Regions from separate parts of the Homo sapiens genome. Here region 1 is linked to region 2. A link is an interaction called in ENCODE POLR2A ChIA-PET data of the cell type or tissue named here. Cell type or tissue: Caco-2. All regions are shown on one strand.

What was found. Peaks named below come from ENCODE experiments on the same cell type or tissue, not always from the same donor. Only the 100,000 strongest peaks of a DNase experiment are listed, where the experiment ranks them.
Region 1: POLR2A ChIA-PET joins it to region 2 with 9 read pairs; 2 of 35 experiments call an interaction of 5 or more read pairs at or near these places.

Annotation. Positions count from the first base shown.
Region 1 is chr13:99,062,554-99,067,553 of GRCh38, forward strand. It overlaps a transcript of DOCK9 not described here. Among named protein-coding and RNA genes, the nearest start is that of DOCK9-DT, 22 kb to the right of the region's middle. RefSeq lists an enhancer at 4,210-5,000. In Caco-2, no CTCF peak of the experiment used is centred here; DNase peaks (open chromatin) are centred at 2,209, 2,507 and 4,938.
Region 2 is chr13:98,943,884-98,948,883 of GRCh38, forward strand. The region is part of intron 2 of DOCK9 (dedicator of cytokinesis 9); the gene reads right to left. Among named protein-coding and RNA genes, the nearest start is that of DOCK9, 32 kb to the right of the region's middle. In Caco-2, no CTCF peak of the experiment used is centred here; no DNase peak of the experiment used is centred here.

The sequences.
Region 1 (5,000 bases), 120 kb after region 2:
CTCCTGGCTTTTCTTAAAGACACGGAAAGAATGAGGGGCACTTGTCTGCATTCGCTCCCGCAAGCCTTCTACAACAGGATATCGCCATCCGCTGCCTGCTTTTCTGCTTTTTGTTCACTGCTCGTAACAGGAAAACTTGCTTTCCTGCTTTCTCAATACCAAATGGGTTACTCCTGCGAGGGAAAACATCCCTTCAGAATCCACCCCAGGGCTCCACAGAAGGCAAGAGAAACAAAAGCTGCACCATTCTCTCCCCAAATATTCCATTGGCAGGCAGCCCAGGACCGCGCCAGTTCAGTGGTTTAATATCCTGTCTCTTTGGCAGAAAAGGGAGAAAGAATTATGGAGCTGCCAGCCCAGGGTCCCCGAATCTACTCTCTACTACTCTGCGGGTGTTACCATTTGCTGGGCATCCATCATGACACCATCTTTTGAAGAAAGACAAACCAGCCACTGTCAGATAAGGGACCGAATTAGGAAAAGACCCATGTGAAGGTTCACGACTCAGAATACAAGAGGTCCAGGAAAGCCAGCAACAGAAAGAATCACTCTCTATGTCAGAATATTAGAGAAGGATTTAAGAAACAAAAGAAAAGAACCAACAGGAAGGCTTGTGCAGTAAGTCTAGACAGAGGCAAGGTAGAAAAGAACAGGGACAAACGAACGATGAAAAGCAAGCCTGGGTCATACTGAAAGATGTCGTGCTCTATTCATGGCTAGTGAGCCAAAATGACACTGCTGGTGACAGCCCTACGGCCCTACCCAGACTGTGGGGAACCCTTCCCAGCCTAGAAGGCCTCACCGAGCAGAGAATACACACATTCCTACCAAATGCTGGGGCTAGGCCTCACCTGGGTGTGGGTACCCAGGTGTCCAAACACCTTCCTCCACCCTGCGACTCCCACAAGTCACCGGACACCATGTCATCAGGGCTCCCTTTGCCTCGGGTGAGCATCCATATGCCTCCCAACCTGACACCCCTTGGTTTCTGGGGCCCAAACCAACCACTTCAACTGGAACATCCTCCAACTACCATCTTCACATACCTACAACAGGACCTCTCAAACCATGTGTGGTGAGGGTCCTCTTTCTCCTCCAAGCCACTGGGGACCAATACTTTTATAAAATACAAATAATCTTGACAATTACTAATAAATGAAATAAAAAACAAACCCATACAAAATATAAGCCCCAAATTTTTGCTAGATTCAACAGATTTAAAGTTACCCTGTCGATTTGTTAAAAGTTTCTAAACACGAATTCTCAACTTTTTTTTTTTTCCATTCATCTTCAAGCACAACTCATCTTGTCACAGGTCAGTTATAAACAGTTGACACACCAACCTGTCCGCAGGTTTCACGCTGAGGAGCACTCCCTCCCTTCCAACATGAAATGGAGGCTCAACACTTTCATAGCCTCACCTCCTACTATGCTTCTCTATTCTGAAGCCTTCTACTAAGACCTGTAGATCTTCTTCCATTTGAGGTAAACTCTCCTTTATCCTCCACCTTTTTCTCTCATCTTCTCTCTTCACCAGCTAGCTTTCTCCTGACCCTCACAGATGTCCTGGTCAAAGATGTAAATCAAGACTTAGGAATGAGTCACTGGAACAGAGGCAGTAGCTCAACTCTCTGAAAGTGAAAGGAGAACAGCAAGTCCCCATTTTCTATGGGATGGCCACAATAGGAAGCTGAAAGAGAAAATAATGAAACAGAGAGAAGGGTGCAAAGAAAGACTTATCATTATAACTGTTGTCACTATATTGATAAATAACAGGTGGCGGTGACAGTATTTGGATATCAAAGGAAGGTGGAGTTTCAAAGAGAAGAGAGAGATCTATGGTCACATGAAGCAAAGAAATCTAAGAGGAGGAAAACTGAGAACAGTTTTCCATCTATAATTTATCAATCCATGCAGTGACTGAGCTTTTATTTGGAAATATGAAAGAAGTTCACATCTAAAAATGAACCGGGGCCCCCATTGCACATTTATTTTCTCTCACCTGGAAAAAGTAAACGTGCAAAAAGGCATAACAAAATAAATTACCTAACTTTATATCCCCTCTCTAAATAACTATTTATGAGCTTACTATTTTTAAAGGCTTCTTTCATTTTTCCCTTCAAAGGGAAGCATGGAAAGGACATTCCTGAAAACTGATATGAAGTCAAAATGTCAGCTTTGAAGACAGTGGTGGAGAAGACAGCTGGTCGGGGGCCTCATGATTAAGCACACTGATTATGACTGAGTATTTTAAAGAGGACAAGATAAATGGTTTTTAAAGCTGTCTGTTCTACCCTAAACACTCTCTAAAAAATGAAGGCCCCCTAATAGCTCACTGCTAATCCATTCCTCTGCTGGTGGTTTATAAGGGGAGATGAGATTCTCATCTGTCTGCAATGGTTTATCTGAAATTATCTGAAAGCGAAGGACCAGATAAATTCTACACTCTTCTCAAGGCCTGTGTAACGGGCTGGATGTTCTCAGGTTTCTGCATCACCACACTCCCAGCACAGTCACGCACGGCTGAAACCTAAGGCTATAGTTAATGCCTCTTGCTTCTTGACCTCACCTGGCCAGGGAGCTCCAAGCTCACTGTGTGGAGAGAGGAAGGAGGATTATTAATCAAAATTCATTGAATAAATAAATGTCCTAATCTAATCAGGTTCAAATACACATCAGCTTAGTCCCAAAATACTTCTTACACATAACTTACACATTACTTTCTGCCCTCATTACCTGCTGCCTAAATTATGGCAAAAGTCTCCTGAGTAACACCTCAACCCCCAGCTTTCTAATCCCACCCAATCCCCAGCAACTAAGCTCTGACAACACAGTCACTGTATTCCCACAGCAAAGTTCTAATCTTGAGGCCTTCCAGCTCGAAAACCCACAACAAAGCATCAAGTCAACACTCCACAGCCTGGCCTTGTCTGCCTTCCTCACTCCCTGGGTGACCAGAATCTGTGTACCTCTAACCCTCCATACATGACACCAGACGCAACTACTCACTGTTTCCCAAGTACACGCCATGATTTCCTTCCTCAAGGCCTGTGCTCCTACGGGTCCCTCTATCTAGAATAATTTGTATCTCTCACATTTCCTTCATTACCCTTTTTCTGATTCCCTCCACTGGAGGTAATCTCTCTCCTGAGACCTCTTTAACGCTTTACTTATAACTCTCCAATGATACAATCTTCTATTAGGTATACATGAAGCTCATTTTGCAATCTTCTCTCTCCTATTAGTCAGTCGGCAAGATGGGACAGGATCTGTCTCACTCATCCTGATTCCTCAAAGCACCTAGCACAGTGCTTGGCACTCAACAAATGTGTTTGGACTCAACAAATGTGTTCACTTAATTGATGCATGTACGAAATTTAAAATTTATCAGTTCAGATATATGTGGGAAACAGTTTTCAAGCATCTATAAAATACATGTGCATGCTTATTTGTTTGCCAATCAAATAAATACTTGCTCATTTCTTTACCCAGGAGATTAACATGACCCACACACGTCCTGAATGGCATAAGTAAAAAAGATAAAACTAAACAAAGATCAAGGCTAACACAAGTGTACACATCTTTATCTAAGAACCAACTTTAGTACTTTAGCATGTTTCTTGGCACTCAAAAAGTGGTGTTTTTCTAGAAACAATGATCATTAGCCCCACTGCAAATCAGCAGAATGTCACCTTGTTTCCAAAAGCCCCCAAGCTAAGTATTCAGCATCTTTTACAATCACTAAAACCCAAGGAATGGTGCCATGCAAATTTGTGTTCTATGGAGCTTAAAAAAAGACTGAATTTTCTTTTCATGCCCAGTACACACAATCATTTCAGATTATTTTTAATCTAGAACTCCACAAAAACTGGTTTCATTTTCAATTCTAAGGAAAACTGGTTTCATTTTCAATTCTATATCAACTATGATAGACAAAGAACTATAATAGCATACTATGTTACTTAATATAAATTTAATATGTTAATATACTATATTATTTAACAAGCTTAACATGGCTTCTGGAGTTAATTAAGGACATCGTCAAGATCCAACTCCTTGCATATTTTGGGGATCTTTGCACCTATGGAGCGTATTCTAAATTCCAAGAGAAATAAATCTCTTAAATGCCCTGTTTTCCCTAGTTAGCTTAAAAGGAAATTACCTGCATATAGCTACAAAATGCTAATTTTAGGAGTCCTTAGGTTGTCAATAGCTACATTACCATAAAACTAAAAAGCCTCCCATCCCATCTCTCTAGCCTGTTCCTTGGAGTCCTGACCCACAATTCTCACTGCATGTATCTCATTCATGGTAATTTCTTCTGCCACTACCCAGAATCTTTACAAGAGAAATATCCTATCACTACTCCCATGAATAACAGCCATATTAAACATCCGGTTTCTGAATCTTGCAAAAGGAGTGTAATAGATAAGTAGGTCCCAGTATGTTTCTACTACCCAGAAGGCTGACTTCAGTCTTGACACCTTCCTACAAACTCCATCTGCACCGGTCACAACCTTCCTTCTTCCTTCCAGGAGCAAAATAGCCAAGCGGCAGAGGACCCTAAAAGAGGACCTCAACACCAAAGCTCCCTGGGTCCCATCTGTGTTCCTTTGTCCACTCCAGATTCCATGCTCCTTGAGGACAAGGATAGTGTCTTCACCAAATGTTTACCTTTCTTTAGTGTTTGTTGAGTCAATGAATCATGAGTGACAACCTGAGACCTACTCAATACTAAGGTATGAGAGCTTTAAAAACTTCTAACAGCACTGCATTTTTCTCTGCTAACATCATCATCAAGAACTCAAAAATGACTCAAGATCTGCTAAGATCCTCAACTAAAAGAGGACACTGAATCCTCTCCAAATTCCAGGGAAAGATGCCCTGGCCTGAGAATGTGGAAAAAGATCACAAGGGAAGCCTGCAGCAGAGAAGACTGGATTCCATCTGGCCTCTGCCCCTCCTCTCCCAAAGGTCACTGCAGATGGAAGTGAGCTCCA
Region 2 (5,000 bases):
CATAAATTTCCATCTGATTAAGCTACCCCTGACGGAAGATATCATCCTTAGTTCAAATCTTCCTCTATCCATGCCTGTTGATTACCTTTAATATCCTAAGACATATACACTAATCACATAGATAAAATTGTCCTTCTATGCCTCATTGGTTTGCAAATATGGTCTGCATTTATCCAATTCCACCAATTGTAGAATTTTACCATTCTCTCTGACATATTTAAAATGTCAGCTAAATGTTATTTTAAAAAGAAAAGAAGAATGTGACCTCTCATGGGGAACACAAACATACAATGATGGACTACTGGGTTCATCAATATCCTTCATTCAGGATAAGAGAATAACATCTTACATTTACTTGATGTATACAGGTGGTATTTCATACGTGTGTGCTCTCTTTCTTCTAGTTACATGTGTAGTTAATGTCAACTACCCACTTAATCCTAGGTTTTCCTGAGCACAATATGGAGCAAAAATCACGTCACAGTGTCCACTATATGAGAAAAAAAAAAAAAAAAAAAGCTACTACCCTCAGCAGGCTGAGGAAAAAAAAAATAAAGAAAATGATGAAATACTTTGTAAGCATAAAAATCAACACACTGATCTTGTACCCTAACTGTTTCAGCAGGAGGCATCATGGTTCCGCTGAGTTCTCTGGCTCCTGAGGGCACCATTACACTGTGTTCCATGTGTGTGTCCTGCTCCCGCATAACATGTTCAATCACATCCCCTACAGTCCTATGCCAGGGCACATGGGGACACAGCTGCCCACACACCCTCCCCTGCCTGTAACAGTTCATGGGGATGCAGAGGGATACCCTGGGAACAGCGAGGAAGGCGGGAGAACCCTTTGAGGTGCCAATCAGCTGAACCTCACTTAAGGACAGCGGGGTCATGACCAGATCATCCTCCTAGCCTATCAGGCCTCCACCTTCATTTAGAAAGGCTGGCACAAATACAAAGTTAATTATGCTTCCCCAATATGTTTCTGTGGTTGCTGATTTGGACTCAGGCATAGAAGATATTTTTCAGAAGCAGTTTTCATCTTTAACACTTCCTTCAGTTTAGGAAAATAACACTGAATTTGCACAGTCCAATGCTGATCTTCTTGAAGTTTGGTGAGCTAAGCAAGATGGTTTTAAACAAATTAAAGAACAAATGAATCAGTCAAGGAAACAATGATTCTAAATGTTTGTAAATCACTTCCTTTTCCTACAATATTTCTAATAAGAAAGCTTATAACATACATCTTCCAGGGACCTGGGAATCCAGCTCAAGCTTAAATGCTCAAAATAGCCACTTGAAGAGCTCTACCCTTAACTTCGTATTTCAATTTGATATTATATCTGATTGACGTTTAGTAGGCCTGGTAAGTGGGCTGAATGTACATCTACGATTTTCTGAATTTCTTCCAAATGATTTAATGCTTTGTTACATGCTGATTCTCCTCACCCAAGAGCCGTCTAAAGTCACTCCACCATGGTCCATGTTGTCACTACACCTTCCTCCCGTGAGCTCTCAGACACTGACATGTCCCTTCCCTGAGTGTGCCCTGGTACTCCTCAAACTACCCCACACCAAGTATTTTTGCTCTTTCCTCCTCTGGGCCCTCTAGTGTCTTCTTTTCCCAGTCCAGGGTCCACCTCCAAAGACTCTCCAGCCTTGACTCCCTGGGAGGTCATTTTAGGACCTTGGGTCACTCACTCTCACCTACATCCTGCCACCATCACAGCCATCCATCCTCTGCTTTCTCTTCTCTATTCCCAGGTGACTGACATTTCCAACAAGGCTAATTGTTTTCACTGAAATCTTAAGTGGAAAGACCCCCCTCTTGGTTGATAATTCATTTGTTTAATTCTACAAATATTTATTGAATATCTACCACTTGTTCTACATGCTTAAAAACTAAGATCCCTGCCTCCTGGAGTTTACATAAGAAGCAAGAACATATACCAGTGTGAGAGGCTGTTAAGAGACAGGGAGAGAAAAAAAGAAATCAGAGCAAGGTAGAGAGGACCAGCAAGGCCAAAGAGGGGTGGAGCTGTAGCAGTCAGCAACAGCCTCATTGCAAAGGTCAGATTTGGAAAAAGGTTTGCAGGGGGCAAGAGATAGCCAGGTAAAGAATTTCCAGGGACAGGATAGGTCCCAAGCCTCGCGGGGGAGACAGGAGCCCAAAGAGGCCAGTGTGGCTGCAGACAGACAGCGGATGGTGAGAGAGGCGGGCTGGGAGAAGGCCTGGGAGTAAATGGGAAACAAGATCACAGGGACCCTTGGGCCACTGTAAGGCCTTTGCTGGGGGATTCTGAACACAGGAATGATATCCTCTGACTCACTTTTTAAACAGTCTCTCTAGCTACACTGTTAGGACAGACTGGAAGAGGGCAAGGAGAGAACCCAGAAGACTTGAGAGGAGTCTCTCGCATTAATCCAGGTAAGAGGGACAGACAAAGGCTGTGGCGATGGTTCCAACAGGGGGAGAACAAGCTGGTGAGACTTGACTCCCCCTGCCACTCTCCATGGCCTGCTTTCCAAACCCTTACTCACCCAAGCTCCCCCTGCCCCAGGCCAGCCTGACATTAGCTCCCTCAGCACAATCTGCCGCTACACTTCTCAATACGCAATGCTCTCCTTCCATTTGGAGCTGGCAGTATTTCTCCTTCCTCAACTCCTCCTCTAAAAGACCCTCAATTCCCTCCCCAGAGACCCCATGCGGAACCCTGCTTCAAAACTCAGACCACATTATCCTATATCTTCGATCTCTTCTCCATGCCTGGGTTTCACCCTTCTCAGCTCATTCTTGCTTTCCCAATCCTGGTAAAACCTCCCGCAGACCTTGTCACTGCTCTGAGCCACTCTGATTTCTTCTTTCTGTTTCCAGCTTACTCTAACCTGTGTCTCCCCACTCACTTCTTTACCCCTTCCTGGTCACCAACTCCACAGCCCTTTCCTGGGACCTCCCTAGCCATGGAGAGACTGTCTGCCCTCTCTGCCTGCCTTCTTCCAACTCTTCTTCTCCATTTCCTGGTTCTTATCCTAACTTCTGTCTCTGCTTCCCCTGCTTTTTCCTAAATGAAGGCACTAGCCCAGGCTTCAGTCCGTCATGCTCTCGGCCCCTTTCATGCCTGTCTCACTTTTCTGTGGATGAGTCCAGATCTTCCTTTTTAAACACTTCTCTCAGGGCTGGACTTCTGCGTTTCCAGCCACTTCAAGAGCTGACAGCACTTGAGTGTTCCACTAAACTCTCAAATAATACTGCCACAGTAGATTCCCATGGGACTAGATTTATGTCATGACACTGGTCCTAGTCCCCTGCTTATTAAGACATACCTTTATCTCCTCTCCTAAGTTATGAGCATTTTGAAAGCAAGGATCCTAGCTTATCTTTATGATTCCAAGCACCTCACAAAGCTGAGTCCTTTCACAAGTCGTTTAAGAATAAACATAAGTTAAATAAATATACCCTTAAGCTCAGCTGATCAGTGCTACCTGAAAAGTAAGCTTTTCTTTTTAAGGACTATGTGATGATAATTAAAAAAAAAAATCAATCACTATTTCCTGTAAAAGGCATTACTTGAACTAGAATTAAAATTCTCATATCCTCAAGGTTTAGATGTGTCTATTCAGAATTTTTTTTTTTTTTTTTTTGAGACGGACTTTCACTCTCATTGCTTAGGCTGGGGTTGCAGTGGCACAATCTTGGCTCACTGTAACCTCCGCCTCCCGGGTTCAAGTGTCCTGCCTCATCCTCCCAAGTAGCTGGGATTACAGGCGCCCGCCACTACGCCCAGATAATTTTTGTATTTTTGGTAGAGACAGGGTTTCACCATGTTGGCCAGGCTGGTCTCAAACTCCTGACCTCAGGTAATCTGCCCGCCTCAGCCTCCCAAAGTGCTAGGATTACAGGCGTGAGCCACTGCACCCGGCCCAGAAATATAATTTATCCAGATTTTTCAGTTAGGTCTAAGCCTAGACATGAACTAATATCCCACAAACCACAATGTTCACAGAAAGTTACACTGTTGGCCACTGAATTCTTACTGATGAGAATTTTGAGGAATTTATGAAAAGAACACTTTTCAATAAAAAGCCAAAAACAAAGTATTGAGGGTTTTTTTCTTTTGGCTCTATATAAGAAAAGAGTGAGGACAAAACATCGTGAAAAATAAGTTTTTTTCTTTTCAAAAGGACAGATGGGAAATGAGATCAGGGACTTCCAGGCCTTTGTAAGCAGCAGGCACAGCTTCCTCTCCATGTCAGTGATTTGTAGATCATTATCAGTCTCATGTAAGTAGAAGAGGAAAAGAACCAGAGGAAAAATAAAACTCAGGATGTTATTGAAAGGGAAATAGAGTAACCACATTTTTCTGTACAATGCTGAGAACACTCTAGGATTCTCCTGTATTCAAACATTTCCAAAAAGTAAAATTTCTAGGATTGTCAATTTTGAATAATCTTTGACCTGCACTCCTATCCTTTCTTTTCAATTCTCTTGCTAAGACATTTATATAGGTAATACACCATGAATATCAGTGGGAAAAGCACCTAAGGACTCACTCCTCAACCTGATTTTGCAAACAGTTCTAAGGATGACAACAGTTTCCCACCCATAAATATAGCACAGAAATCCTATAACGAAATCCTATGCTTTTTAAAAATCATTATTTTAAATACATAAAACACAAAATATACCATCTTAACCATTTTTAAGTGTACAGTTCAATGGCATTAAGTACATTCTCATTTTTCAACCATCACCACCATCCATCTCCAAAACTCTTTTCATCTTTCCAACTGCGTCTCTGTTCCCATTGAACAATAACTCCCCATTGCTCCCCACCTCCATCCCTAGTAACCAGCATTCTACTTTCTGCCTCTAATGAATTTGATTCTTTAGGGACCTTACATAGGTGGAATTGAACAGTATTTGTCCTTCTGTCACTGGCTTATCCACTGAGCATAACCTCCTCAGGGTCCATCCATATTGTAACATGGGACAGGAGTTT